2 separate regions of the Homo sapiens genome follow, and region 2 is linked to region 1. Evidence: read pairs that join two places in POLR2A ChIA-PET (ENCODE). Cell type or tissue: Panc1. All regions are shown on one strand. Each heading gives the region's core, and the rest is flanking DNA. Links, peaks and the distances in the headings are about the cores only.

Region 1 (16,095 bases), core at 4,375-12,374:
TTTGACTCTCACTGGCTAGGTTGCCTTGTAAGCCTTATCTACTTGCTCAGAAAGGCACAGTGGGCTCGGAAGCAGGTCAAACTCAGGAGGCACATGGTACTCATTAAGAATGCATTTGAGATGGGATGTCCATAACTCAAGGGATAAACAAAACGTGGCGTGTTCTACAGTGGACCCGGGTGAAGGAGCTTGGGGAGAGCCACATGCTGTTCTGGGAGGCATCCCTGCCTTCACGCGGCTTGTCGTGGAGTTCTTTTCTGGAGCGGGGCTCCACTGCCCCCATGGTTCTGCAGGGGCTATGGCCTGTCCTCAAGCAAGGATGGGAGGAAACCCTGGGAGGCCGGGGGCGTGAGCAGTTGTTCGTTCACCTCTGCCTCGTGACTGAGCACGTTCTCTCCCCAAATACATCTGGCTCGCAGGAATCTTGACGAAGCCTGATCTGGTGGACAAAGGAACTGAAGACAAGGTTGTGGACGTGGTGCGGAACCTCGTGTTCCACCTGAAGAAGGGTTACATGATTGTCAAGTGCCGGGGCCAGCAGGAGATCCAGGACCAGCTGAGCCTGTCCGAAGCCCTGCAGAGAGAGAAGATCTTCTTTGAGAACCACCCATATTTCAGGTGCGCTTGCCTGGGTTTCATCATGGATCAGTCCAAGCCCAGGATGTCAGGCCTTCCAGGGGACAGTGGCAGCCGTCCCACAGATGTGTGGAGTGTGTGTGTGTGTGTGTGCGTGTGTGTGTGTGCGCGTGTGTGTGTGACTATGCTTGTTCCCCAACAAGGACTATGGAATTCACCTAGAAGAATAGGAAGGGGATTACAAAATACTGCCAAGAAAAAAAAAACTAAAAACCAATCAAAATAGGGAGAGAACAATGTACAATAATTTACGTAGCATGGTGCTGGAACCATATTTTATAAAAACATAAATAGAAGAGAATAGGAAAAAAGTAGAAAGCCCAGAAATAGACCTAGATATATATATTTGACACATGATAAATGCAGCATTTCAAATCAAATAGTGGACTATATCAGCTTGAGTATCTATTAGTGGTGTTAGGATAATTAATATTTGGGAAAAAACTAAAATACTGCCCTTACTTATCTCATTATACCAAAATAGTTAAAGTTTAAAGTTAAATATTAAGAGGAAGCAATAAGCATCTCAGAAGAAAGGTAGGTGAATAGTTTATAAGATTTTTCTATCCCTCCTACCAAAAGTGACATTTTTTAAAAGGAAAAGACTGACAAATTGGTAAGATTTAAAATGATGAGACTATGTAGAGTTGTAAACATTCTTACATTCAGTTCTCCCAGAAGCCTACAGAGAGCCATTACTCAGAATTCCAGGAATATCAAATGGAAACTTACATCCTGTTCTGCACATTCACAATTGCCAGAAGATGAGATGATTCAGTGTCCATTGATGGATGGATGCAGAAAGCAATGTGGTCTGTACAAAAACATGGAATACTTTCAGCCTTAGAAAGGAAAGACATTCTGACACATGCTACAACATGGATGAAGCTTGGGAACATTCTACTAAGTGAAAGAACCCAGTCGTAAGAGGACGGATACTGTCTGATTCCACTTAGCTGAGGTCCCTGGAGTAGTCAGATTCATAGAGACAGAAAGAATGATGGGCACCAGGGGCTGGGAGAGAGAGAATGGGCAGGTAGTGTTTAATGGGGCCATTGTTTCAGTTTGGGAATATGAAAAGTTCTGAAGACAGACAGTGGTGATGGTTGCATAATAGTGTGAATGTACTTAATGCCACTCAAGTGTACTCTTAAAGATGGTTAAATGGTCAATTTTATATGTAGTTTACCACAATTTAGAAAAATTGACAGAGAAACTGAAGCTTAGGTATGAGTATACTCACAAAAAGGCACAGAAACTCATGCTTCACTGCTGCCTTTATCCTAAAATGTCCTATAAAATGTGGGAAACCCTGTAATAACTCACTCTGTGAGCACAAATTTGGATCGAGTGAGAAGATACTTGACTTCCTTCCTCCAGGCAGCCCATGGTTTAAGTTTTTATCTTGGACAAGATATCTTGTGTCTCTTCTCCTCAGTGTTCTGCTACCCATTTATCTCAATATGCTTCAATGTATTTGTATGAAGATATGTCTGTATCCATTATGATCACCTACACATATTACACATAGAAGGGGGTATGTGTTATAAAAACATATCTATACATGTCTGTGTATTTTTGTGATGACCAAGTCTATAGTCAGACACCATGATACACATTTATTATATCAGCTGGAAGAGCTCATTCCATATCATTGTGGAAATATCCTAGATTGCTAAAATTCAGTCATAATCCTATTCAATCCAGTTCTGAGTATTTGTTGGGTACCAACTGCAAGACATTCCATCCAGTTGTAAGCAACTGAAATTTGCCTTGACTTTCCCCAACAGCAAAAAGGCAGACATGCGTGTTCTGGCTACATCAAGGTGGAAATCGGTCCTGTGTTCTCTTCTAGGGATCTGCTGGAGGAAGGAAAGGCCACGGTTCCCTGCCTGGCAGAAAAACTTACCAGCGAGCTCATCACACATATCTGTGTAAGCACGGGCAGAGCTGTGGGTTCTCTAAAAAGAATACTACGACCGCAGAGCTGAACCTTGCTGGCTTCTTAAACATCACTGTACACACAGATCTTCTGAGGATCTTGTTAAGATGCAGTTTCAGATTCTGTGGGTCTGGAGTGGGGCCTAGAATTCTGCATTTCCAGCAAGCCCCCAGACAATGTGGATATTCCTTTTCAGGGGACCACAGTCAGGGGGAATGCTGATAGACTATATCTACTGGGCCAAAATAAAAATTAAAATCTTATGCACAAGCTACTAACTCTTCCTTTCTCATTGACAACCACTATTATAATGTCTTAGTCATTCTAATGAACATATTTTTTAACTTCTAAAAGCTTTGTAAAAGCTCTCTGTGGTTCTTTTTAAAAGTCTGCCTGAATATAGTGTCTTCCTTTTTCAAATTTTCTTTTCTTTTCTTTTCTTTCTTTTTTTTTTTTTTTTTTTTTTTTTTGAGACAGAGTCTCACTCTGTTGCCCAGGCTGGAGTGCAGTGGTGTGATCTCAGCTCACTGCAACCTCTGCCTCCTGGGTTCAAGCAATTCTCCTACCTCAGCCTCCTGAGTAGCTGGGATTACAGGTGCCCACCACCATGCCTGGCTAATTTTTGTATTTTTAGTAGAGACAGGGTTTCACCATGTTGACCAGACTGGCCTTTTTCAAATTTTCAACTCAGCACCAGAGTGCAAGGTCTTCCACGTGGTCCCCAGGAATGCGGGTGCATAACAGGGTTGTTTCCAGCCGACCATGATGAGTGCAGAGCTCTCTGGGGTCCCACTGTATGCAGAAAGAGGATGCTTCCTTATTAGATTCCCCACCTCGAGCAAGCCCATGGGGATTGATTTTTTGCCTCTGCACCAAGTCAGGTTCATAAGTTCCCGTTCGAATTTTCTTACCTAGACAGATGCCCTTGTGGCTGAGCCGGGCTTCATTGCTGCCTTCTCCTTGAGCCCCTGCCTGGCCACTGTTACTGGGGCTGGCCTCTGACTACCCCTCACTAACTTGTGAGTCCACCGATACATTTAAAGGTGCAGCTTTCACATGTCAGCTGGCATTTTTAGATGTTTGCCGTGGAAGGGTGAGCCAGCATATGGCGTCAACCGTATTGTTAAAAACATAAGTCTCTGATCACTTTTTATTGATTGCAAGCAACATAAAAGTTGTTGAATCTCAAATTGCTCCAAATGCCACTTTTTCAGAACCTACTAGACAAGTGGATCTCTCCAGTCTCCCTCCAGAGAGTTTACCTAATATGACCACAGAGGAACTGCTCCCGGGTCACTCTGCCGGGGCCTAGGACCCATGCACAGTGGGTGCCACAGTGCTGCTCATGAGGCTGCTGTCGCAGGAGTGGGGAAGGGGGAAGACCTGGGCAGAAAACAGTGCCCCCAGTGTGTGCCCCCCTGCACCTCCCCCGGGTCTGGAAAAGCTTCCTTTTAGAGGAAGCCAGGAAGTCAAATGGCCCACACAACTCCTCTGCAGAGGGAGGCCCGGGACCTCCTTTTCATTCTCTGTTCATCTTTACACATTTCCATTATTTTCTCTCCATTTTCCTCAGAAATCTCTGCCCCTGTTAGAAAATCAAATCAAGGAGACTCACCAGAGAATAACAGAGGAGCTACAAAAGTATGGTGTCGACATACCGGAAGACGAAAATGAAAAAATGTTCTTCCTGATAGATGTGAGTGTTGCCAGCTGCATGGAGCTGGAGAAGCACATGTCATGGTCAAAAAAGGGACCCTGGGCCTTATGCACTTCCTTCTTCACTCCCCCAAGGCTGATCCAAAGACATCTGGCCCGTAGCACTCAAAGGGTGGACAGGGCTGAGGGAGGCAGGGCAGGGAGTGCAGATGTGGGGGTGGAGTCAGCAGCGAGGGATGCTCAGGCTGCGTTGTGCCTACTCTGTCACGAGCATCACCCAGATCCCTAAGGCAGTAAGGGGTGGGATAGGATTTTCTAGTGCCAAAACCTCTTCTTTCCCCTGATCCACAGTGTCCCATAAGAAAGCAAAGAATGACTCCCCACCCTCCACATAGGCACGGCCTCCAAATGACCTTGACACTTGGATTTGAAGTCTATCCACTTATACTGATGTTTTTCTTCTTGACAGAAAGTTAATGCCTTTAATCAGGACATCACTGCTCTCATGCAAGGAGAGGAAACTGTAGGGGAGGAAGACATTCGGCTGTTTACCAGACTCCGACACGAGTTCCACAAATGGAGTACAATAATTGAAAACAATTTTCAAGAAGGTGAGTGTCTTAGTCCCTTCTTTTGGGCTGCTACAACCGAATACCTGAGACTGGGTCATTTATAAACAGTAGAAACTTATTGCTCATTGTTCTGGAGGTGAGAAATCTATTCTTAAGGAATCAGGAAATTTGGTGTCTGGTGAGAGCTTGTTCTCTGCTTCAAAGATGGCACCTTCTAGCTGTGTCCTCTCATGGGATAAGGGACGAACAAGCTTCCTCGGACCTCTTTTTTACAGGGGTACCACAGGCATACCTCAGAGATATTGTGGGTTCAGTTCCAGACAAAAAGAATATTGCAATAATGCAAGTCATATAAACTTCTTGGTTCCTGGTGCATAAACAGTTCATTTATGCCCTACTGCAGTCTATTAAGTATGTAATAGCATTAGGCCTAAAAAATATGTATGTACCTTAGTTTAAAACACCTTATTGCTAAAAAATTGCTGGTACAGAAACAAAAAGTGAGCATGTGCTACTGGAAAAAAATGGTGCTGATTTGCTTGACATGGGATTGCCACAGACTTTCAATTTGTAAAAAATACGGTATCAGTGAAGTGCAATAAAACAAGATATGCCTGGAATGCCATTATGCGGGCAGAGTGCTCATAACCCAATCCTTCCTAAAGGTCTCCTCTGTTGATACCATCACACTGGGGATTAAGTTTCAACATAGGAATTTTTAGGGGACACCAACATGTAGACCATAGCAATGAGTCAATACCGTGGTAAACCTGATACGTTGGCTTAAGACAGAGAAGAGTGGGGCAGTTGGGGAGGATGGTCAGGATAAGGAGCTAGTGACAACTAAAGCCATGTTTGCTCTCTTCTATATCACTGAACCCAAATGACCATCCACTGATGAATTGATAAACCAACTGGCTTGTGTCTGTGTGTAGCGGTTGGCTTTGGCTGTCATAACAAAGTACCACAGACTTGGGGGGGCTTAAACAGTAGAAATTTATTTTCTTACAGTTCTGGAGGCTGGAAGTCCAAGATCAAGATGTTGGTGGAGCTGGTTCCTTCTAAGGCCTCTCTCCTTGCCTTGCAGATGGCCTCTTCTCATTGGGTCCTCATGTGGTTGTCCCTCAGTGTGTGTGTCCTCATCTCCTCCCACAAGGACACTAGGCAGATGGGATGAGGGCCCACCCTAGTGACCTGATTTCAATTTAATTACCTCTTTGCCTGTCTCCAAACACAGTCAGATTCTGAGTTTCTGAGGGTTAGGACTTCAACATTGGAGTTTGAAGAGGTCACAACTCAAGCTCAGCCCGTAACACCAAGTCCTGGAATATTTCCAGCCACAGACAGGCACAGAGTGCTGGTCCACAGCACCCCATGGATGAACCTTGAAAATGTCATGCTGAGTGAAAGAAGCCAGCCACAAAGGCCACACGGTCTATGATTCCATTGATAGAAAATGGCTAGAACAGGCAAACCCAGGCAGGCAGAAAGCAGAATAGTGGCTGCCAGGGGCTGGGGAGGGAAAAGTGGGAAGTTATCACTGATGGGTGATGGATGTGGGGTTTGGGAGTTATGTCTGGGGATGGTCGCACAACTTTGTGAATATACTAAAATTCACTCACCCATACACTTTTTTTTTTCTTTTTCTTTGGAGACAGGGTCTCACTCTGTTGCCCAGGCTGGGGTGCAGTGGCTCAGTCTCGGCTCACTGCACCCTCTGCCTCCCAGATTCAAGCGATTCTCCTGCTTCAGCCTCCACCTCCCTAGTAGCTGGGATTATAGGCACCTGTCTAATTTTTGTATTTTTAGTAGAGATGGGGTTTCACCATGTTGGCCAGGCTGGTCTCGACCTCCTGACCTCAGGTGATCACTGGCCTCAGCCTCCCAGAGTGTTGGGATTACGGGCGTGAGCCACTGTGCCTGGCCTGAACCATATATTTTTAACAGAGTGAATGTTATACTATGTAAATGACATCTCAATTAGAAAAATCCTTATGGGAAAATATTTCCTGACTAAAAAAAGTGTTCTAGATTACCACTCAAAAAGGAACTCAAACCCTCTGAACTTCTGATGGGGCTAACTCTCTCTAGTGTGGATTGTTGGGAGTACAAATCATTCCAAAAGTTTAAAGAAAAATGCAGCATCTTACACAGTGAACAGTGCTACTGTATCACATTCATACAAGTTGATGTGCCTGGTTTACTCTGTTATCCCATTTGACTTGTAAACACTTTCTACACATGGCAATACTTTCGACACATGAATATGTGATGTATTGTTAATTCCAGAAAGTGTTCATGCTCATTTCTAATGGGCATGCAGTTGAGGGCAAGGAGTGTATTATGGTACAATTTCTTTGGTAAAACTAAAATTGGATTCACAAAACTTCATACTCGAGTACGTTTTTAAGAAGGGGTCTTGGCCGGGCACGGTGGCTCACGCCTGTAATCCCAGCACTTTGGGAGGCCGAGGCAGGTGGATCATGAGGTCAGGAAATTGAGACCATCCTGGCTAACACGGTGAAACCCCGTCTCTACTAAAAATACAAAAAAATTAGCCGGGCGTGGTGGCGGGTACCTGTAGTCCCAGCTACTTGGGAGGCTGAGGCAGAAGAATGGCGTGAACCCGGGAGGCAGAGCTTGCAGTGAGCTGAGATCACGCCACTGCACTCCAGCCTGGGTGACAGAGCGAGACTCTGTCACAAACAAACAAATGAAAAAAAAGGGTCTTACTCGAAGTTTCTGCGTATGTGGGTTCCTGGCATCGTACCTGGCTCTGCACTCCCCTTCCTGAGATGACTAAGGAAAATTATCTTCAGATCTGGTTTTGTGTGTGTGTGTGTGTGTGTGTGTGTGTGTGTGTGTGTGTGTGTGTGTAATCCCTGGATATTTTTAGTTTACCAGTTAGATTTGATTTGATACCACTTTTTCTTGCCATTTATATTTTCAGAAAATTTAGAATGGTATTGTGTTTAGAAAAATGTGCAAGATTATTTTTGTAAAATAATTTAGAGGGTTTTTTTTCCTGCTATAGGCCATAAAATTTTGAGTAGAAAAATCCAGAAATTTGAAAATCAGTATCGTGGTAGAGAGCTGCCAGGCTTTGTGAATTACAGGACATTTGAGACAATCGTGAAACAGCAAATCAAGGCACTGGAAGAGCCGGCTGTGGATATGCTACACACCGTGACGGGTGAGTGCTCAGTTTCACCTCTGAGCATTGATTTCTAAAGAAAGGAAAGGTTCGAACCAAAGCCAGCACCAAACTTCAGCACTTTCCTCCTGGGGTGCATCCCACACCAACGAGCAAACCTCTCATTCTCCAGATGCCAAGTTGGTATTCAACAATTCAATTCAATTCTGACACTAACTACCCTCAGTCAGTGTGGACCCCATAGCTTAAGGGCTCAGTTCCACAACACTGGCCCCAACTACAAATGCCGGTCACAAGTCCCAGACCTCCTATTCTTCTGATGGACTGTTTATAAATCAAGGTTCTTGCGACCCATTCCTCAGGTCAACCAAGAACTCTGGAACACACTTCACTGACATTTACTGGTCTATTAGAAAGGATTTGATAAGGGGCACAAATGAAGCTGTTGGAGAGGCACATAGTAGGGGCCTGAACACAGAAGCTTCTGTCCCCACGGGGTTGGGGGCACCATCCTCATGGCACAGAGATGTGGTCATCAACCAGGGAGCTCTTGGAACCTCACCGCGGAGAAGGTTTTATGGAGGCCTCATCATGAAGGCATGATGGAGGATTGACTCAATCTCCAGGCCCTCCCTCCTCTGTGGAGCTGGAAGTTCTAAGTTTCTAGCCAAGGCTTGGTCTTTCTAGTGCCCGGCCCCAATCCTGAAGCTATGTAGGGGCCCACCAGGCATCATCTCTTCAAAACACGAGATACTCCTAAGGCTGGACATTCCAAGAGATGTAGGGGCTCTATGTTAGGAAATGGGGACAAAGACAAAATATTTATATTTTTCCTATCACACCACACCTCCCCCCTGCTCCACTGCTATGCTGGCTTCACACTCAAAATCGGCTGTTTATTTGAAATCTCCGAGGAGTAAAGCCAATGGTTCCATAACTGCACGTGTAGATGTGTTTGGAACCTTTTGGAGTGCTGTAGGAATCTAGGTGTGTCACGGATAGGTAGGAAACTAGATCCTACTGTGGATCCACTCCCTTCTTGAAATGCTTTGCTTTCTTGGTTTTCCAGGTATTAAATCTCTATTCTTCATCCTCTCCTTGACTGACAGTATCCTTACTCACACTTCAGCTGCCTCATCTTAGCAGTAATTAATAATCACTCATGGATCCATGAACTAAGGAGCTGGAGATAGCCTCAGAACAGCTCATTCAGAGGTGTATTTCCAGTAAAATTGACCTTTTAGCCCTGATAATCATATACCAAAACCTGCAATCATGTTGTTTTGGTCCATTGTAGACTCTTAACTCATTCCAGAGGAAAGTTTATAATACTTAGAGCCTTATAGTCATAAAAATCAACATAGATATACCTATTTCTTTTTCAGAAATGTATGACATGGAGATCAATAAGAGGTTTTCAATCATAAAGATACTATACCTTGTATTACAATAAAATTCTGTGAGGAAGTAGAATAGAAATGAGTTTCAAAAATAAAAGATAAATAATATAAATTTTTTAATCTAAGAGCTTGTTCTTGTATTTTTTTCAAATGGATAATGTAGACACTCAAATTCCATTGATATATTTAAGAGTGATTTGACTTATATTAAGAGTTGTATTATAAAATATTAATATTTATAATTTAAAAGAAATTACATTCTTTGCAGCTATTTAGGATAAAAAGTTTAAATATCAAATAAATGTATGCCAGGGGTCATTTGCTTTTAAGATTCTTCCAGCAAATTATTAAGCAAAAAGAGCATGCCTTGCTTTTTCATGGTAAAGAGAAGAAGGGAGCGGGGAGAGGGGAAACTTTACTTCATACCATTTGATCCTCATATTTTTTTGCATCTTAAGAAGAGAACAAATGATCCTACCAATATTGAACTATTTTTCTCTCTTTGATTAGATATGGTCCGGCTTGCTTTCACAGATGTTTCGATAAAAAATTTTGAAGAGTTTTTTAACCTCCACAGAACCGCCAAGGTAAAACCAACCATGTGTTGTTTAAAAAAAAAAAAGAAAAGAAATTAAGCTTGACACTAGAAAATAGATTTCTTGGATGAGGATTATTTCAACTTTATTGTATACTTTTAGAACAGCAAATAACATCACTCACTAGTGCTTCTTCTGATGTTACCGGTGATGTCTGGTTAAAAGCAATAAAGGAGGGAGTGCTTAAACGCACAGAACAAGAGATCCACAGTTAGCGGAGAAGATTATCACATCTAAGGGCAATGGCTCCAAATCCAGAAACTCACTGAGGAAACTACATATAAAAATAGAATATTTCTGGCCCGAGTGGGCATGATGAGCCTGTAATCCCAGCACTTTGGGAGGCTGAGGCCGGTAGATGACTTAAAGCCAGGAGTTTGAGACCAGCCTGGCCCACATGGCAAAACCCCATCTCTACTAAAAATACAAAAAAGTAGCTGGACGTGGTGGTGCATGCCTGTAATCCCAGCTACTTGGGAGGCTGACACTTTAGAATTGATTGAGCCCAGGAGGTGGAAGTTGCAGTGAGCCAACATTGCATCACTGCACTCTAGCCTAGGCGATGGAGCGAGACCCCGTCTCAAAAAAAAAAAAAAAAACAAACAAAAAAACTTTCCATCCAGAGTGAGGAAAGAGCCTACAGGAAATGAGCCTGGGGGACAGACTGGGCCAAGAGACCAGACTTAGCCACTCTTAGAAATAGGTGTCCCCGGCACAGATGAGGAGCCTGGCCCCATGATTCACCAGCTGGAGGCCTTGGGATGTGCCACTTCCAGCCTGTGCCCCTGACTCCTCATTCATAAAAGAAGACTGATAAGGCCTTCCTCAGAAGGTTGAGATGGACGTGGAGTAAGATGTTTAGGATGCACCTGCCACTGTGCACTGTGCCTCTCCTCAAGGCCTGGAGGGTCCAGGGGTGAAGTTTCTCCTCCTCAGGTTTTGGCAACCAGTTTCTCTAAACCCCGGGAACATAAAACATAATTTTCTGACTTAAACATGGCTTTCCTGCTCATCCCTGTGGATTATCTGATGGATATGACAATCCTCGCCATCAGATATAGAAGCCCCTAAAAGAGAAAGGAAAGAAGCTGAGTTACGGGGCCTGAAAGCAAGCCTGTGCAGGTCCCCAGGCCCCGGGATGGGGGTCCGGCCCATCTGTGGCTCAAGCCTCCTGGGAAGCTCTGACCCTCAGCCAGGGCTAGAAACCTGCCTTAGATACACCAGGGCGCGGCCCAGAGGGCTGTTCCAGGAAACGTGCTGTTTCACTCACGTTGGGTAACCTGGTATTTACGGACTTCTTACCTACTTTCCTGTGACTCAGGAATTTGTGTCTTGAGGGAAACTGTATTTATTTATTTTTTACTGTAGTCCAAAATTGAAGACATTAGAGCAGAACAAGAGAGAGAAGGTGAGAAGCTGATCCGCCTCCACTTCCAGATGGAACAGATTGTCTACTGCCAGGACCAGGTATACAGGGGTGCATTGCAGAAGGTCAGAGAGAAGGAGCTGGAAGAAGAAAAGAAGAAGAAATCCTGGGATTTTGGGGCTTTCCAGTCCAGCTCGGCAACAGACTCTTCCATGGAGGAGATCTTTCAGCACCTGATGGCCTATCACCAGGTACGTCTTCGCGTGGTTCAGGATGCCAGCTTCCATTCTTTCCTTTTCTTCTGAACGCCTCTCTCTTTAGTCTTGCTCTCTCTGTAGGTGACGTTGGTCAGCTCTGTCGTTTACCTCCTTGTTAGCCTCCTGTATTAGTCCATTTTCATGCTGCTGATAAAGACATACCTGAGACTGGGCAATTTACAAAAGAAAGAGGTTTAACGGACTTACAGTTCCACATGGCTGGGGAGGCCTTCTACCATCACGGCAGAAGGCAATGGGCACTTCTTACCTGGCGGCGGTGGCAAGAGAGAGAATGAGAGCCAAGTGAAAGGGGTTTCCCCTTATCAAACCATCAGATCTCATGAGAGTTACTCACTACCATGAGAACAGTATTGGAGAAACTGCCCCCATGATTCAGTTATCTCCCCCTGAGTCCCTCCCACAACAGGTGGGAATTATGGGAGTACAATTCAAGATGAGATTTGGGTGGGGACACAGAGCCAAACCATATCGCCTTCGTAGAAGCAGCTCAACCTCAGACAGAGAGATGGTGGCTTAGAGCCAGTGACATCTGGTTTTGATGGCTGTCTAGCTCTGGCCAAGTTACTTAACCTCTCTGAGCCTCAGCTTTCTTTGTAAAATGGTGTCTCCTCATAGATTCTAGTGCATATTCCAGGAGACGAGTGTGGATGATGATAATGGATTGCTAATGGAAAAACCAAACTCTGTTAAAATATTTGAAAGAGGTTTATTCTGAGCCAAATATGAGGGACCATGGCTCTGGGAACAGTCTCAGGAGGTCCTGAGGAAGTGTGCCTGAGGCTGTCAGGATGCAGTTTGATTTTATACATTTCAGAGAGGCAGGAATTGTAGGTAAAATCATAAATCAATACATGGGAGGTGTACTTGCCCTCCCTAAAGAGGCAGGACACCTTGAAGGAGGGGGAGCTTACCGGTCATAGGTGGGTTCAGAGATTTTCTGGTTGACGATTGCTTGAAAGAGTTAAACTTTGTCTACAAACTTGACATCAATAGAAAGAAATGCCTGAGTTAAGGCAGTGTTAGAGGCCAAAGGTATGTAGATGAAGACTCTGGGTAGCAGCCTTCAGAGAGAATAAATGGTAAATGTTTCTTTTCAGGCCTTAGAGGCAGCAGGCTCTCAGTTAATCTCTCCTAGATTCAGGGAAGGCCTAGAAGGGGAGAGGTCTGACTGCATTAATGGAGATTCTCTACAGGTGCAAATTCCCCCCCCACAAAACATGGCAGGGCCATTTCAATCTGTTGGTCCTGTTACAGCCGTTTCAAAATATGTCCACAAAATATATTTTTAGGTAAAATATTTGTATTTCCTTTAGGGTCTGCAATCTGTCTTGTGATGCTATACCAGAGTCGGGTTGGAAAGTAAGCCATTTTATACTGAGTTCATGGAAACTCATCCAAGGAGATTTCATGGTTTGTGGGGTGTGTGTGACTTAACCCCTGCCTCACATGACTTTATAATATGGTATCTTACTACTCCAGAGTCTTTTTGGCCAACCTTATGATCTCAATTTCAACCTAAACTCCAAAAGGGCCTGGCTTCTCTTCCTGTTACGGCCAGGAATTCAGATTTTCAGGTTTCTCTGGGGTCCACTTGGCCAAGAGGGGGTCTGTTGAGTTGGCTGGAAGGCATAGGATTTTATTTCTGGTTTACAACAATTTCCTTAGTGCAGCATTGGAATGCAATGGTAGCAGACTAAATGGAAGCTATCGCGTAGACACATGCTTTGGTTGATACTGCACGATTCAGTTAACCTGAAGTACAATCTAATTCATCCTAGGGAAGGAGGCAGTGAACACAGACACAACTCAGGTAGAGCCCTTGGGATGTGTAAACACCTGAGGAGGTAAAGCAAATTGTAATCTCTCGGTTTATCAGATGTCCCCATTGCCTTACTATTTGGATGCTTTAAAGCAGGGCCTCTCAAACTCCACCCAGCACAGAGGCCTCCTGGGATCTTGTGGAAATGCAGATGCTGATTGCAGGTCAGGATGAAGCTGAGATTCTGCCTTTCTTTTTTTTTTTTTTTTGAAACCGAGTCTCACTCCATTACCCAGGCTGGAGTGCAGTGGCACAATCTCAGCTCACTGCAACCTCTACATCCTGGGTTCAAGCAATTCACCTGCCTCAGCCTCCCAAGTAGCTGGGATTACAGGCTTACCTTGCCACCATGCCTAGCTATTTTTTCTATTTTTAGTAGAGATGGACTTTTACCATGTTGGCCAGGCTGGTCTTGAACTCCTGACCTCAAGTGATCTGCCTGCCTCGGCCTCCCAAAGTGCTGGGATTACAGGCGTGAGCCACCATGCCTGGCCTCTGCATTTCTAACGGGCTCTCAGGGGTCACCATACTACTGGATAGAGGCCACACTTGGAGGAGCAAGGCTCTAAACCGAGGGTCAACATCCATTCCTCCAGACACTGGGAGCTGCATGCACGTGAGTGAAGCCAGTTAAGGGGAAGACAGGCATGCACATCAGCTTCTCCTGCAGCCAAGCTCACACCTGTCCGCTGCTTCCACTGCCTCCTAGAATGAACAGTTACCTTGAGAGTAGGTGAGGCATATACATGCACAGAATCCAAACAATAGGATGAGTGACAATGGCAGAGGAGTCTCCGAGCCAAGCAGCTCCCTGGACAGAAGCAGCCCTTCTCCGGGTTCATTTCTGTCCTCCGAGGCTGACTCATGCACTCAAAAGCTCCCATGCATATACATTTTATAATGGTTTTTACACAAAGGTTAGCAGAGGAGTGGACGTGCTGCTCTGTACCCTGCCTCTTTTGCTGTACCTGGGAGATTGTTCTGCCTCAGTTCTGATGGGGCTGCCTTGTTCTTTTCAATGGCTGCTGAGTATCCCATTTTATGGATGTGGTATATTGAGCCAGCTCCCTTTAAGCGAACAGTTTGTTTGCAGTCTTTTGCTAATGCAGGTGTGTTGCTGTGAATAGGTTTGTTTGTATATCATGTATCTGGAAGCATCAATTCCTAGAAATGAGATTCCTGGTATATTAGGATTGTGCAGGGAAACAGAACCACAGATATATGTATGTAAAGAAGTATATTTCAGCCAGGCATGGTGGCTCATGCCTGTAATCCCGGCACTCTGGAAGGCTGAGGTGGGTGGATCTCTTGAGGCCAGGAGTTTGAGACCAGCCTGGCCAACATGGCGAAACCCGGTCTCTACTAAAAATACAAAAAAATTAGCTGTGCATGGTGGCCCATGCCTATAGTCCCAGCTACTTGGGAAGCTGAGATATGAGAATTGCTCGAACCTGGGAGGCAGAGGTTGCAGTGAGCCAAGATCACACCACTGCACTCCAGCCTGGGTGACAGAGCGAGACTCCATCTCAAAACAAACAAACAAACAAAAAACAAAACAAAACAAAAAACAGAAGGAAAGAAAGAAATATATGTATATTTCAAGGAATTGGCTTCTGCCATTTTGGGAGCTGGCAAGTCCAAAATCCCAGGGCAGGCCAGCAGGAAGAGCAGGCCAGAAATTGCAGCAGGAGCTAAGGCTGAGTCCACAGGCGGAATTTCTTCTTTTTAGGGAAACCTCATTTTTCTTCTTAAGACCCTCAACTGATTGGATGAGGCCCATCCACATCATTGAGAATGGTCTCCTTCACTTAAAGTCAGTGGGTTACACATGTTACCCACATCTACAGAATACCTCCGCAGCAATACCTAGATTCGTGTTTGATGGAATCACTGGGGACTCGAGCCTAGCCAAGCTAACACATGAAACACACCATCACAGCTGGGGAAAGGATGGCTTATTTTAGACTGATAAAGATGACCCAGAGAAGGCCTGCTCCATCCACACTGGCCGCTTTAGTCTGCACTAAAGTTGTTGGTTTTTTTTGTTTGTTTGGTTTTTTTTTGGTGACAGAGTCTCACTCTGTCGCCCAGGCTGGAGTGCAGTGGCGCAGTCTCAGCTCACTGCAACCTCTGCATCCTGAGATCAAGCGATTCTCCTGCCTCAGCCTCCTGAGTAGCTGGGACTACAGGCACGTGCCACCACACTCGGCTAATTTTTGTTTTTTCAGTAGAGACGGGGTTTCACCATATTGGCCAGGCTGGTCTTGAACGCCTGACCATGTGATCCATCCGCCTCAGTCTACCAAAGTGCTGGGTTTACAGGCGTGAGCCACCACGCCCGGCCTTGTTGGGGTTTTTTGACAGCCTAATAGGTGAAAATGACATCTCATTACAATCTTAATTGGCATTCTCTTATGACAACAAGCTGGTACATCTTTTTGTGTGTTGAGGGTTATTTCTATTTCTTGCTCAGCAAACAGTTCATCCAGGAAGAGCTTCTTGGTGAGATAGTAGACCTCTGCGATTTCTGTTGCAGACGATCTACATTTTGTCATTTGCTTTGTCATTTTTGTCTATGGTGGTTTTAGACTATGCGTAAGTTTTCTAGAGCAGAAACTCAAGTTGGATTTGGGCCTCAGTGGTTATTGCCATACTTTAAAAGGACTTTGTCTCCCT
Region 2 (16,095 bases), core at 4,861-12,860, 66 kb after region 1:
TTTCAGCTGGACCCGTGCTCGAGCAGAGCGCCCACTGCCAGACTGGAGCACTTGACCACTCAGGGTGCCACTGTGCCGAGCCGGGCAGGACAGGATGAGGTGGACCGAAGCGCCCAGGTGCCCCGCCTTCCCCCCAACCCGGCACGGAGCGCAAGCGGAGGAGCCAGACCGGCTCCTCCCGGGCGGGTTCCTGCCGGTGCCGGGTGTCCAGGAGGCCCCGGCCCTGATCGCCGCCAGCGGGTCGCCGCAACGGGGCCTGAGTCGCGAGCAGTCCCTCCCCGAGACTGACTGGCCGTTCGCACCTCGCCCGGGGGCCCTCCAGCAGCCTGGCCCAGCGGTCCCCGCCGCGCCGGCCGTATCGTTCCCGGCATCTCAGCGAGTTTCCAGTTTCTCCCTACCTCAGTAGGGAACCAAGAAGCAGAAGGAGTTCAGGTAACACTGCGGGACTGCAGAGATTTCCCCCAAACAAAGAAGCCAACCGACAGCACTCCCAGTCCTCCTCCCCAAAGAGAAAAGGCGCACCGGTGCTCCCAGGCGGGGGCCGTGGAGGGCAGGCGGACTAGGAGCCAGCTTTGGGGACCCCGGGGGACTCTCTTCCACCAACTGGCTAGGGACTCGCAGGACCACCTGCCCCAACCTCGCGATGCCAAGCCAACAGGGGCGGCGAGGGCTCTCGGCCGTGCGCAAGGGGTCCCAGGCGCCCAGCACTCTCCCAGCACCCCGGGAGGCGCCCTGCCCGGCTGGCCCCAGCGCTCGACCCTCGGGCGCACTCACCTGCCGCGCCGCGCTCCTCACACCCGCTTTCACCTCCGGGCGGGGCAGGGGGCATCGGCGGGTCCCAGGCGCCCAGGTTCCCCTCCCCAGCCCGGACCCCGAGCCGGGACCCTGGTACCGGCGCCGCTCACCTGCCGCGCTCCAGGCGGCGCTCCCCGCCCCTCGCCCTCCGCCTCCGCCTCCGCCTCCTGCTTAGCTCGCGCCTACTCGGCCCGGCCCGCCCTGGCTCTCGCTTTAATCTCAGGAGGCGGTGTCCCAGGGTCCAGGGCGACACCCCCAAGCGGGTCGCGGGTCACCCTGGGCGGGCGGGGGCGGGGGCGGCGGGAGGAGGCGTTTCCCAAGGGAAGTCCGGGACGGGTTCCCTGCCTGGCTCAACCCCGGCTGCGGAGGGACCCATAAGGGACTCTGGGGCGCTTCCCGGGCCCGGCCACAGCGGCCAACCTGCCCCTCTCCGGTCCGCGGCGCAGCGCTGCCCGAGGGCTCGAGTTTGGGTTAAGGAAGGGGATTCTGGGGAGCGCTCCTGGAGTCCTGGGTGAGCCCCCGGAGCTGCTACCTCACGAGCTCCTGTAGGCGGCCGGCCCCGTCTTGGCCTCCGGGGAACCCACTGTAGCCTCTGGGCAAGGACCCAGGGTAGGCCTTGGGGACTGCTGGCCCAAGCACGAGTGGCGGGGACACAGCGCCGGACGCCCAAGACCCTCCCCAGTCCGCCTAGGCTGGCATTTCTTGGCCCCCACCAGCGTCCGGTGGAAAGTGCTCCCCCGGATGGTCCCAGGTCTCTCGGCACCACCGGCCAGGGCGGGAGTGAGGAAGTGGTGGGACACACCTCAGCCAGGAAGACGTGGCTGTTCCCGGGCACTTGAGAGGTTCTTTCTAATGTTTGCAATTGTGGGGGCTCAGAATTCACCAGAATTTAATAGGACCGTAGACCAGAATTCATCACCCCAAGTAGGACTGGAGGAGACCAGAATCTGCTACCCCAACATAGTCCTCTTTGGCACATTGATGATTTGGAACTGGTTATGTTGAGGAACTGCAGACACCAGAGTACCTCTGAGAAAATGCCCTTTTGTAAAGGAAATTTGCACCTATAAAGGAAATGTTTGTTAGTCAGCAGATCTGTACCAGGAAGAGAGCTGTTCCCGGACAACTTTTATCACCTGGGAAACTTTTATCTGCCTCACACGGCAACCTGCGTTCACCAGACACCTCCTCTCCTCACGCTCCCCTCACTCCTCCACCGCTCCCCAGAAGCCTCAAACCCCCATTTCTTTCTGTCACTCAGAGTGACAGATAAGCCTCAATCATCGGGCTGCTGCACCTTTTTTTTTTCGTGTGTTTTTTTTTCCCCCAGAAGGGGTCTCACTCTGTTGCCCAGGTTGGAGTGCAGTGGCTCAATCATGGCTCATGGCAGCTTCAACCTCCCAGGGCACAAGTAATCCTCCCACCTCAGCCTCCCGAGTAGCTGGGACTAGAGGCGTGTGCCACCACGCCCAGCTAATTTAATTTTTTGTAGAGATGGGGGTCTCCCTATGTTGCCCAGACTGGTCTCCAATCTGGGCTCAAGCGATCCACCTGCCTTGGCCTCCCAAAGTGCTGGGATTACAGGTGTGAGCCCTCGCACTGGACCCCTCACTCACCTGGCCTGTTCTTTAAGTCTCATATTCTTGTGGGATTCCCATCTGTGAGTACATACATTAAAACAGCTTTTCTCCTGTTCATCTATTTGATGCCAATTTAATTTGTAGACTAGCTGAACGAACTAGAAGGGTAGAGGGGAAGCATGTTTTCTCCTCCCCTGCATAATATACAAATCAACATGATTTGCTTTAAAATGAGGTGGAAGCAGAAAAAAGCCCCATTCAGTCCCATCCCAGGCTGCCTTGGCTCACTGCTCCCTTCCTGGGAAGCTCTCCCGGAAGCCTCCTGTGGGGCAGGACTTTCCTAGTAAACCCTTCCCTCTCACTCCCTCCTTTGGCACCTTTTGTGGTCTGCTGGTGGCACCCACAACAGGGATTGTCCCCAATATGCCCCAGCCCTCCCCATCCCCCACACTGCCCTGCGCTCTGCCCCAGTGGGAAACCCTCAAAGACCCTCTCCAGCACATAGGGCAGGTGCAGTTGTCTTTCAGCGGCAACTCACTTATTTCTGTCTTGACAGTGTGTTTGGTGCCTACTAATTCCACCCAGAAACCAGGGAGTAAGTGCTGCCGCAGACTCAGGCCTCTTGGAGTGGTTGTTCATTCACCATTTATTTTTCCTTTTATATTAATAATCAGGGTTCTCCAGAGAAACAGAAACAATAGGAGAAATACAAATATATACACACATATACATATGCACACACATGTATATACACACATCTATATTTCTATATATTATTTATAAATATTATAAATATCTTATATATTATAAATACATATAAATATATACATAAACATGTATTTTATATGCATAATATAATACAGATATGATATATATTATACACAGCTTATATGTAATAAATATTATTTATAATATATATAAAGATTTACTATAAGAAATTGACTCATACAATTATGGAGGGTGAGAAGCTCTACAATCTGCCATCTACAGACTGGAGACCCAGGAAAGCTGGTGTTGTAGCTTTCAAAGTCCTGAGAGCCAGAGAACTAGAGAGCAGATGGAACAGATTCCAGTCCAGGTCTGAAGGCCTGAGAACCAGGAGTGCTGAGGGCAGGAGAGGATCAAAGTCCAGCTCACACAGTCAGGCAGAGAGCAAATTCAACCTTCCTCCCCTTTTCTGTTCTATTCAGGCTCTCAACCGATTGCCCAAATTGAAGGCAATCAGCATTACACAGTCTTTTCAAACATTAATCTCTTCCAAAAACACCCTCACACGCAGACACCCAGAAATAATGTTTAACCAGTTACCTGGGCATCCCATGACCAAGTCAGCTTGACACATAAAATTAACCATGGCTGGATGCAGTGGCTCCCACCTGTAATCCCACCATTTAGAAGGCTGAAGTGGGAGGATCTCTTGAGCCCAGGAGTTTGAGACTAGCCTGGACACCATAGCAAGATCCTGCCTCTACAAAAAGTTTATTAAAAATTAGCCAAGTGTGGTGGTGCGCACCCGTAGCCCAAGGTACTTGGGAGGCTAAAGTGAGAGGATCAGTTGAGCCCAGGAGTTTGAGGCTGCAGTGAGCTTTGATTGTGCCACTGTACTCCAGCTTGTATGACAGAATGTGACCTTAGTTTTATCTAAGCATGAATATATATGCCACCATAAGTTGACCCCTTGTCGACTTCACACCTACACATCTCCTTACACCATACTTTATCTCTAAAGACAATAGCAAAGTAATAATTTTGCCTAATGTGATAAAACTCTTCTGCATACAACCAAAAAATGCACTAAGCCCTTCCCCAGAAGTGGATGTAAAATTCTCCAGTGTTTACACTTCTCCTTGGTATTCCATAACTTAAATACCATAATGTAAAATTAACAATACTTAATACAATGATATAAAGTCAATATGCCTTAAGTTATGTAATAAAGGAATATGAGAGAAAAGACAACAGAGATATATACTGTATATACAAATATGTGCACAAATGTATTTAGAAAAAAATAATGAGAAAATACTCGTGACAATCTAATGCTTTATAACAGGTTGCATGGGCAATAGCTGGTGTTTGTAACTGTCTTCTTCCACTACCCACTCTGCGTTCCCTCTGCCTTCGGGAAGCATGACAGCTGGTCATGGTTCTTAACCTGATGGAGTGATACAAACCTTCATTCCTCAAGGGTCTGGGCCATTAATAGCCCTGCCTGGATTGTGTTGTAGTTTTCCATTGACCTTAATCACAAGCATGGTAAAACTAAAAGATGCCCTAAGGAATCGTTGTATTCCAGACACACTCTTCCTTACCTTCCTGGTGGAGTAGAAGTAGTCTATAGCTTCTCCTTGGTAGTCCAGATGGGTCTCCCCAGCCAATGCATAACTCTCTCTTTGCCTTTTGATTCAGAGGCATGTGGAGCTCAGCGTGGCCAGGTGGCAGTCGTAAATTCTAGTTTAATTGAATCATTGTTGTGTCTCCTGGTGGCAGCATTCCTCCCTCCGGAACTAAGACCTCTAGGTCAGCAGAGCGTAAAGTCACAGAAACAGCAAGCGAAAATTTTGCTAGTGGGCCACTTGGAGTAATAGTGCGTGGTGCCACTCCCATTTCCACCCCTTGATTCCTGGACCAGTGAATCCTGGCTATGGGAGAAACAGCACCGCATATTGGATGCTGATTTGGAGCATACACAGCTTTCTGGAGAACCTTGCCCCAGCCTGCAGAGCATTGTCCCCTAGCCAGCACTGTAACTGCATCTTCAAAAGGCGATTCCACTATTCTATCAAGTCAGCTGCTTCATGGGGGTGGGGAATATGGGAAGATCAGTCGATTCCATGAGCATAAGCCCATTGCCATGCTTCTTTGAGAAGTCAGTTCCTTGGTCAAAAGCAATGCTATGTGGAATACCATGATGGTGGATGAGGCATTCTGTGAGTTCCACCAGAAGCGCTGTGTGCAGGGAAGACAAATCTGTATCCAGACTGCCTATTCCAGTAAGGACAAAATGCTGCCCCTTCCATACTGAAGGTGGTCCAATGTAATCCACCTGACACCAGGTTGCTGCCTGATCATCTGGGGAACCGTGCCATATCAGAGCCTTGGTGCTGGTCTCTGCTGCTGGCAGATGGGCACTCAGTTGTGGCTGTAGCCAGTTTGGCCTTGTTCAGTAGGAGTCCATGTTGCTGAGCCCATGCATAATCTCCATCCCTGCCACCGAGGCCACTTTGTCCATGAGCCCATTGGGTGATGACAGGAGTGGCTGGGGAAAGGCTGACTGGTATCTACAGAATGGGTCATCTCATCCACTTGATTTTTTTGTTTGTTTTTGGAGACGGAGTCTCACTCTGTCACCCAGGCTGGAGTGCAGTGGCACAATCTCGGCTCACTGCAACCTCCGCCTCCCAGGTTCAAGTGATTCTCCTGTCTCAGCCTCCTGAGTAGCTGGGATTACGGGCACCTGCTGCCATGCTCAGCTAATTTTTTGTATTATAGTAGAGACGGGGTTTCACTGTGTTGCCAAGGCTGGTCTCGAACTTCTGAGCTCAGGCAATCCACCCCGGCCCCACTTTATGACTAAAGTCTTCTCCTGGCCGGGTGCAGTGGCTCACACCTGTAATCCCAGCACTTTGGGAGTCCAAGGTCGGTGGATCACAAGGTCAGGAGTTCAAGACCAGCCTGACTGACATGGTGAAACCCCGTCTCTACTAAAAATACAAAAATTAGCCAGGCATGGTGGCACGTGCCTATAATCCCAGTTACTCGGGAGGCTGAGCCGGAAGAATCACTTGAACCTGCGAGGTGGAGGTTGCAGTGAGCTGAGATCATGCCATTGCACTCCAGCCTGGGCGATAGAGCAAGACTCCATCTCAAAAAAAAAAAAAAAGTCCTCTCCTGCTGAGGTCATCCTTTGGTGGCCATTCACATGGGACAGAAATATCCTCACATCCTTTGCCCACTCAGAGAAGTCTGTCTACATACCTCTGTCCCAAATTTACCACCAATTTTCCTATCATGTTTCTTCCAAGTCCCTGACTATCCAGCCACAACATTGATTACAGCCCATGAATCCATATATAATTGCATGTCTGGCCATTTCTCCTTCGAAGCAAAGTGCACAAGCAGGTGCACTGCCCTACGTTCTTCCCACTGGGAAGATTTCCCTTCACCACAATCCTACTGGGGTGTCCCAGAAAAGGGCTGTGGTGCTGCAGCTGGGTACTTCTGGGTGGTGCCAGCACATGGTGCTGAACCGTCTGTAAACCAGGCCTGGGTCTTCTCTTTCTCTGTCACCTGATCATAGGGAACTTCCCATGTGGCCATGGGTGCAGGCAGGGGGGCAGAGAAGGCAGTGTAGCAGGAGTGGAGACCATGAACATTGGGTCACTTCTTTATGTAATCTACTTAAGCTTTCAGGACCTGATCAGGCCTGACCACATATAGACACTTCCATTTGACGATGGAGTGCTGCTGTGCATCCTCAGCTTTATGACGTGGTGGGGCAGGTAACATCCAGTCCACGACGGGAGCTCAGGTCACATGGTAACTTGTTGGCCCATGGTCAAGTCTTCCATCTCTACTAAGGCCTGGTAGCTGGCTAAGAGCTATTTCTCAAAAGGAAAGTATTTATCTGTGGAGGATGGCAAGGCTTTGCTTCAAATCCTCAGGGCCTGTGCTACAATTCACCTCCAGGGCCTGCAAACAGCTCCATATCACATCTCTCTCTGTCACTGAAACTTCAGGCACCATTGGATCTGCTGGGTCCTATGGCCCAGGTGTCAGAGCAGCTTGCACAGCAGCCTGGCGTGTTGTAAAGCCTTTTCCTGTTCTGGGGCCCACTCAAAACTAGCATCTTTTCAGGTCACTCAGTAAGTGGCCCAGAGTAACACATCCAACTGTGTTGCCTCCAAAATCCAAAGACGCCCTCTAAGCATTGTGCCTCTGTTTTGGTTGTAGGAGGGGCCGGATGCAGCAACTTATCCTTCACCTTAGAAAAGGCAACTCAATAGGCCCCACACCACTGGACCCCTAGAAATTTCACTAAGGTAGAAGGCCCCTGAAATTTTTCAGATTTATTTCCCACCCTCTGACATGCAAACATCTTACCAATAAATCTAGAGTAGTTGCTACTTCTCACTCACTAGGGCCAATCACCATAATGTCATCAGGGTAATACACCATTCAATACCTTGTGGAAAAGAAATGCAATGAAGTTCCCTGCAAACAAAATCATGGCATAGGACTGGAGAGATGATAGACCCTTGAGGTAGGACAGCGAAGGCGTATTGCCAGCCTTGCCAGCTGAAAGCCAACTGCTTCTGGTGGGTCTCATGGACAGGAAAATGGTGTTTGCCAGGTGAACAGCTGCATGCCAGGTACCAGTAGATGTGTTCATTGGCTCAAACTGATACAGCAGCTGCCATTGGAGTCACCAGCTGGTTAAGCCTACAATAATCCACTGTCATTTTCCAAGATCCATCTGTCTTCTGCACAGGCCAAACAGGAGGGTTGAATGGGGATGTGGTGGGAATCACCACACTTGTGTCTTTCAGGTTCTTGATGGTGGCACTAATCTCTGCAATCCCTGCAGGGATGCAATATTGTTTTAGATTTACTATTTTCCTAGGTAGAGGCAGTTCTGGTGACTTCCACTTGGTGTTTCCAGCTATGATGGCCCTCATTCCATGAGTCGAGGACCCAAATGGGGATTCTGCCAGCTGCTGTGGATATCTATTCCAATTATGCATCTGGAACAAGGAAATAACCATAGGATGGGTTTGAGAACCAATGGACCCACTGTAAGCTGGACATGGGCTAAAACTCCTTTCATCACCTGTCCTCCATAAGCCCCTACTCTGATTGAAGGGCCACACAGACATTTTTAGTCTCCTGGAATCAATGCCAGTTTAGACGCAGTGTCCAGTCATCTCCAAAAGGTCTGATTCTTACCTTTCCCACAATGCACAGTCACTCTGGTAAAAGGCCAGAGGTCCCTTTCCTTTGGGAAAGGATGGGAGAAAGGCTAACAGGATCCATTTTCAATAGTGTCCTGGGATCCTTCCTCAAGGGGACCCAGTCTTCCCTTCACTCAAAGGGTTCTGGGTTGTAAACTGGCTCAAGCCTGGGAATTGATTGAGGGGCATGAGTCTCCGTTTTGATGATTCAGGTTAGGCCTGCTCACTTGCCCTAGAACTTGTCTGCTCATACAAATCAAGTAAGGGTTTAGTAGGCTTCCCATCTAGTTCATGTCTCAAGACACCATGAATAGTTCATGCCATAGATCCACATGAGTCGGACTATTCTGATTTTTGTTTTATACCCACTGTCCATTAGAGTAACCATGCCCACCTTGCCTTTGGCAGTTGAGTGCTTCCACTTGGCCCCTGCTACCTTGGGATCCATCTACTCTTATTGCACTGAGGTTTCCCAATTTAGTGATTGCATTTCTCACGTAAAGTCTGGCCTAGACCAAAGAGTAATCACAGAGCTCTTTACGATGCTGAGGCTCCTCTTACAAACTTATTTATCAAAGTACTGGTGAAAAGTAAGATACACTGGCCCCTCCCACAGTGGGTAAGCAGGTGTTAAATAACAAATCCACCCTCACATTTCAATCTTCCTAAGTATTTGAATCCTTTTCTCTATGTTAAACCAAGGCAAGTCCAGCATTTCCAGTTCGCTGGCTGTGGGTCACCTTTTGATCCATGTTTCAGCCAACCGACCAAACTGTTAGAGCCCTCTCTAACTCCCTGAGCTGCAACATTCACTGCAGAGTCCTTGCTTAACAAGCCCATTTCAATGAATTTGGTTTGATCCAAAGTTGTGTTCCTTCCACCATTATCCATACCTTTAATATCCATTTCCACACATGTTCCCTGGATTCCTGTTTGTATAAATTAGAAAACTCAAGTAGTTCTTTTGGAATGCAGCACATTTCTTTATGGGTCACACTTTGGACCTCACCTTTAGGAGCCTGTTATAACTTGAGTTTAGTTACAGGTCTAGAGCAAAGGGTGGTAGGATGGGTCCTCAGGGGAATCAGGATTGTTTAAAATTACCTGGCAGAATTGCAGAGAAAAAAACTAAAGAGGACTTCTAGAAGTAAAAAGCTGAAAGTTTTCGATAGCTGAAGATGGAATCAGTGACATGGAATATAGACCAGAAGAAATTATTCAAAATTCACCTAGGAAGACAAAGTTGTTTTTTTTTTTAATATGAGAAAAACTAAGTGGTATAGAAAATAGAGTAAAAAAATCTAAAATGTGTCTGATTAGTTTTTTGGAAAGTGATCATTGAGATAATAGGGCAGAATCAATATTTAAAATAATAAATAGTCAGGAATTTTCCAAAATTGATAAAAGTCAGAAAGTCTGAGATTATTGAAGCACAACAAATCCCAAGCAGAAAAAAAGAGGAACCTGTAGAAACACATCCTAGTGAAATTTCAGAATCCCTGAAGTGAAGAGAAGACCTAAAAAGCATTATGGGCCTGGCGTGATGGTGAACACCTGTAATCCCAGCTACTCAGGAGGCTGAGGCACAAGAATCACTTGAACCCAGGAGGCGGAGGCTACAATGAGCTGAGATCATGCCACTGCACTCCATCCTGGGCAACACGGCGATACTCCATCTTAAAATAAATAAATAAATAGAAATAAAAAGCATTATAAAACAAAAGACAACATCCAGATTGAAGCTAGAATATAGTGGAATAAAATATTTAAAGTCTTCAGGAAAAGTGGCTGTCAACATAGAATTTTGTTTGGTTGTTTGAGACAGAGTCTCGCTCTGTCACCCAGGCTCAAGTGCAGTGGCTTGATCTCAGCTCACTGCAGCCTCTGCCTCCTCGGTTCAAGGCATTCTCCTGCCTCAGCCTGCTTAGTAGCTGAGATTACAGGTGCCTGCCACCACGCCCGGCTTATTTTTGTATTTTTAGTGGAGACAGGGTTTCACCATATTGGCCAGGCTGGTCTCGAACTCCTGACCTCCATGATCTGCCCACCTCAGCCTCCCAAATGTTTGGATTACAGGCGTGAGCCACCACACCAGGCTACATAGAATTTTATATCCTGCAAAATATCCTTTGAGAGAGGGAAAATACATTTATAGGCAAAACAAAACAGTGTTGACCACAACAAAAAAACTTCTAAAGGATATTGCTCAGGAAGCAGGAAAATAATCCCAGGAGAAAGTCTGACATGCAAGAGAAAATGGTGAACCAATAAAATCCTGACAATGTGGGTAAATCTAAGCTAATATTTACAGCATAGAGAAACTCCAGTAGTAATATTTAACTTGTAAAAGAGCAACAACAAAAACAACACAAAGATGGAACTGAAGTATTGGAAAACCATACCATGAAAGCCAGTAGTGCGATGAACACAATTAAAGTGAACACAATTAAAGCCTTTTAATCATTGTATTCTTCTGGTGGAAAAAAGACTATATATATATATACATACATATATATATATATATACACACACACACATATATATATATATAATATGATTAGCATCCATACCCAAATAATTAAAAAATGGGATGAGAGGAGCGAGAAGGAGATGACTTAATGAAACCAAGCAAAATAAAGCAAAGAAGAATGCCTAAATCTGCAACTGCTCTGCCTTCCCCTGGATCTTCCATCAGCGCGTCTGATTCCAGGGCCAGGTGTGTATGTTCAAGATGATGAGCCCATGCCCCAGCCCCAACTTGACCCTCTTGTCACTGTTATAGGCAATGGTCTGGCCTTGTGGGCTCCAGCTCATGCTCATTGGTTCCAGCTTGTCCTTGTTCTTCCTCATTTTATAACCTCCTTCCCTTCCCAAATGCCATCAGATGCAAAGATAAGAGCCATTGAGAGACCTCTTAGTCAGATCCCACAGTTTGACCCAAAAGGCCAAATCCTCTAAGCAATCCCTTTTAAACACACACACACACACACACACACACACACAAACACGCACACACCACATCATTATAGCAAGTGGAACACAAAACCAAATGAGTGCTCAGCATGGAGGAACCTTGAGGACACTATGCTCAGTGAAATATGCCAGTTACAAAAAGACAAGTACTGTATGATTCCACTGATATGAGGTCCCTAGAGAAGTCCAAAGTAGTCATAAAGACGCAAAGTAGAATGGCAGGTGCCAGGGGCTAAGGGGCGAAGGTGAAGGGTTGGGAGTTAGTGTTTAATGGGTAGAGAATTTCAGTTTGGGAAGATGAGAACATTCTGAAAATAGATGGCGGTGAAAATAGATGATTGCATGACAGTGTGAATGTACTTAATGCCACTCACTGAAAAATGGTAAAATCATAAATTTTATGTTATGTATATTTTACCAAAATTTTAGAAATGAGTTACCATTTTATACACACCAAACTGGCAAAAATTAAAATTGCGCAATATTAGGTATGGCCAAAATTGGGGATCTGCTGGGGGCAGAGGGAATGAGATGAGCATATAAATTGATACAACCACTTTGAAAACCTTTTCAGCATCATGCTGTAATGTTGAAGATGTGAAAATCTTTCACCCGGAAATCCCGCTGCTAAGTATGCACCCTAAAGAAACTCTTGCAACACACCAAAAACCTTCACATGTTCAGAGAAGCACTATTTCTACTGCAAAACCTGGAGAAAAAGAAAACAAATACTGATAGGAAATTCTGTCAGTTCCTACTGACAAGAGGAAAGATAAATGTGCAGTGGTGTGTGCATGTGACACAATGCCCTCCAACAATGAAAGATGGTGAACTACCATTGTATCCATCACGGATAACTCTCAGAAGCAAAGTACTAGGCAAGAAAACCAGTTGCAGATCTCATTTGCATAAAGCTCATAAACAACCAAAGCTAAATTATGTATAGTTAGAAATATATGCCTAGATACTAAATCTGTGAAAAAGGGAAAGAAATTAATAAACATAAAATTCAGTAGGGTGATTTCCCCTAGTGGGAATGAATGGAGATTCAATGGGCGTGGGGGTACAAACTGGGGAACTGGGCAAAATAGTATTGGCAATAATCTGTTTCTTAACAGACATTTGACCAGGCATGGTGGCTCACGCCTGTAATCGCAGCACTTTGAGAGGCCAAGGCCGGTAGATTGCCTGAGGTCAGGAGTTCAAGACCAGCCAGGCCAACATAGTGAAACCCCGTTTCTACTAAAAATACAAAAAATTAGCTGGGCATGGTGATGGGTGCCTGTAATCCCAGCTACTTGGAAGGCTGAGGCCGGAGAATCGCTTGAACCCAGGAGGTGGGAGATTGCAGTGAGCCGAGATCACATCATTGCACTCCCACCTGGGCAACAAGAGTGAAACTCTGCCTCAAAAAAAAAAAAAGTGACATTTGATTCATCATTAATGGATTTTAAAATGTGTGTACCTGAAAAGGAATAATGCAGCTATTCATGATGTCAGCAATAAAACAATATTTGTCCCAGTGTTTGTCCCAGTGTCTGTACTTTAGTTTTGATGTGAACCAGCTCTAAGATTCCCACAAGTACTCGTAGTCAGAAGGCAAGACAGAGAATTCACGAGTTCCTTGTAAAGACAGGGTGTGTAGAATGCTATAGATGGAATGATCAGCACTTTTAAGAGCCAGGTGAAGCAAATCTCTGGTGTGCTGAGGACCTTTGGCCATGTCCTCAAGGGATGAATGAGATCCCTTGTTTAGAAAAACATAAAGACTGTCTTAGTCTGTTTCGTGCTGCTGTTACAGAATACCACAGACTGGGTAACTTATTAACAATAGAAGTTTATTAGGCTCATGGTTCTAGAGGCTGGGAAGTCCAAGACGAGGGGCTGCATCTGGCGAGGGTCTCCTTGCTGCATCATAACATGGCAGAAGGCATCACGAGGCGAGACAGCAAGAGCTGGAACACATAGCCTCAAACCCTCAAGCCCTCTAATCATCATTAATCCATTCCTAAGAGTTAAGCCTCATGACCTAAACACCTCCCATTAGGCCCCATCTCCCAATATTGTTCCATCAGGGATTACGTTTCCAACACATGCTTTTAGGGGGACACATTCATATCATAGCAAAGACTTTCATGGCTCTCTTCATACAACCACCAAGCTTTCAGCAAATTCTTCAGATGAATTCCAGATGCCAGTTGTTCAAACAAGGAAAAGGTTGTTTAATATTTGTTGTTTTTCATGGTTGAACCAAGTTATAAGGCTCAGCCCCAAGGCTCACTGTGTATGCTATAAAAACAATTACCTTTTACTGAATATTTGCTTTGCCAGTCACCACACTCGAGTTTACATTACCTCAGTGCAAGATGGACACACTGATTTCCCCTTTTTACAGCTGAGAATGCTGGGGTTCAGAGAGGGCACTTGACTTGGCTGCACCACACAGCCCCTAGGAGATGGGCAGCTGAGTTGGAATCAGGAGCTGGGGTTCCTGGGGTCAGGATTTGGGAAGGGAACCCTGTTTGTGGGGCTGTTCTGCTCCCATTCTGTCCCCAGGGGCCCCAAGTCCTGCAGGCTCTCTTAGCTCCAGAACCCAGAGGGAGGCAGTTGCAGGGGGAAGGGTGTTTGGAAGAGCATGGGGAGTGCAGCAGCAGCTGAGGGTGAGACACCTGGTCTGCTTCGTCTCCTGCTTCCCTGTCTGTAGGCCTCCTTCTCCTCCCACCTCACTGCTGTCAACTCCACGGGGAATCCCCTGTGTCTAGGATGGGTCACCAGCTGCTGAGAAGTCCTCTCACTGGGTAGGCAGGTCTTCTGGAGGTGGCTCTGGGGCCTCTGTCATAACTCTAACAGGTCCGAACACAGGCCATTCACAATGATGGGGAGACACAGGATCATTGCAATAAGAACTTCCCCCGTGAAAAAGGTGGGGAGGAGGCTTATATGTCACTCTGGGTGACAGAAAGGAATGGGGGTTTGAGGCCTCTGGGGAGCCCATTCTGGTCTCCTCCAGTCCTATTAAATCCTAGTGAATTTGGCCTCCTCCAGTCCTGTTAAATCCTGGCGAATTCTGAGCCCCCTACAATTGCAAACATTGAAAAGAGCCTCTGAAGTACCTGGGAAAAACCACGTCTTCCAGGCAGAGGTGTGGCCCACCACTTCCTCACCCCTGCCCTAGTTAGTGGTGCAGGGAGACATACGCCCCACAACAGAGTGCACTGTCCTCTGCCTTGCTGTGTGAAAAACTTTTTTTATCATCCAGGACCAACATTTTCATTACATTGTTGAATGTCAACATTTTTAGACAACAAATGGCCACCTGGTGAAGTGCAGATGCTAATCAGATATGAGTACCTGCCGTACCCTTTAAAGCTTTTAAGACATGCAGCACTAGCTCCAACAATAAGAGTTTATGATTAAACAAACTTCATTAAAGGTCAGCTTCCAGAATTACATTTCAAGCTCACATCCTGGGCTTTTTGAAAAAGCACCATTTTGAATGAAAGGCTGTATATGTCAAAGATGGGTGAAGTGTCACAAGGCTTTTTTAAAAAGGGCCTACAAGATAAGATCAGTGCCCCAAATCCTTCCCAGAAAGGCAGCACCTGCTTTCCATGGTTGAAAAAGTTATTCAAAGACCCTTGTTAAAGATGGAAAGGTGGACTACTCAGGACCATCGCAATAGGTCCAGGCACCATGGCAATGGGACTTTCTGGGGTGGGAGAGATTGGGCTCCACTCTAACTACAGCCCAGGCAAGTGGGGACTGATAGCCCAGGAGCAGAGTGGGGTCCGTGGATAGAAAATCACTAAGGGGAAACATCAGGGGTGAGGGGGATTCTGGCTAAACTGCCCTTGCTGAGAACAGGCTGAGGTGATCAAACATCATCCGAGGGATGGTGGAGGGTGAGGAACCCCATCAGATATCGAGGGTGGAGTTCTCATCAAACTGACTTAACAGGGTTCTTTGCTGGAGCTGGATTTTAGAAGGAAGTGCACATATGGGCCCTAAGAAAAGCTCAGGAGCTTGACTAAAGTTCCATCAAGCAGAGAATCTTTTTTTTTTAATTTTCATTTTTATTTTAAGTTCTGGGGTACCTGTGCAGGATGTGAAGATTTGTTACATAGGTAAATGTGTCATGGTGGTTTGCCGCACCTGTCAATCTACCACCTAGGTATTAAGCCCAGCATGCATTAGCTATTTATCCTGATGCTCTCCCTCCCCACATCCCACCTCACAACAGGCCCCAGTGTGTGTTGTTCCTCTCCCTGTGTCCATGTGTTCTCATTGTCCAGCTCCCACTTATAAGTGAGAACATGCAGTATTTGGTTTTCTCTTCCTGCATCAGTTTGCTAAGGATAATGGCTTCCAGCTCCATCTATGTCCCTGCAAAGGACATGATCTTGTTCCTTTTTATGGCTGCATAGTATTCCATGGTGTATATGTGTCACATTTTCTTTATCCAGTCTGTCATTGATGGGCATTTGGGTTGATTCCATGTCTTTGCTATTGTGAATAGTGCTGCAATGAACGTACACGTGCATGTATCTTTGTTATAGAATGACTGATATTCCTTTGGGTTTATACCCAGTAATGGGATTGCTGGGTTAAATCAAGCAGAGCATCTTTGTCATCATCTCGTCCCTTGGGAGTTCTCCACGGCCTGGGAGTTCCCTGCACTAGGAAGGGATGAGGAAAGGCAGCCAGGGGCTCCAGTGTGGGGCAGAGGGAGCTTGGAGGAGCCGCTTCTCCCTCCCCAGGACAGGAGCCCTGGTACCTGGCTCTGCCTGTGGCATGGG

Evidence for each region. Peaks named below come from ENCODE experiments on the same cell type or tissue, not always from the same donor. Only the 100,000 strongest peaks of a DNase experiment are listed, where the experiment ranks them.
Region 2: POLR2A ChIA-PET joins it to region 1 with 14 read pairs; 2 of 35 experiments call an interaction of 5 or more read pairs at or near these places.

The regions. Positions count from the first base shown.
Region 1 is chr21:41,441,297-41,457,391 of GRCh38, forward strand. MX1 (MX dynamin like GTPase 1) reads left to right here. Exons shown (of 17, transcript NM_002462.5): 10 at 420-618; 11 at 2,492-2,570; 12 at 4,152-4,274; 13 at 4,704-4,845; 14 at 7,841-7,999; 15 at 9,871-9,947; 16 at 11,325-11,573. Among named protein-coding and RNA genes, the nearest start is that of MX1, 23 kb to the left of the region's middle. RefSeq lists an enhancer at 10,899-12,098. In Panc1, for the core only: no CTCF peak of the experiment used is centred there; no DNase peak of the experiment used is centred there.
Region 2 is chr21:41,507,176-41,523,270 of GRCh38, forward strand. TMPRSS2 (transmembrane serine protease 2) reads right to left here and starts at 983. Exons shown (of 14, transcript NM_005656.4): 1 at 906-983. RefSeq lists a promoter at 80-1,473, enhancers at 953-1,960, 11,902-15,241, 13,897-14,916, 13,952-14,131, 14,192-14,839 and 1 more, cis regulatory regions at 1,075-1,101, 3,272-3,277, 11,657-11,662, 12,312-15,188, 14,503-14,607 and 7 more and silencers at 3,241-3,334, 4,248-4,307, 11,598-11,671. In Panc1, for the core only: no CTCF peak of the experiment used is centred there; no DNase peak of the experiment used is centred there; H3K27ac peaks cover 2,462 bases.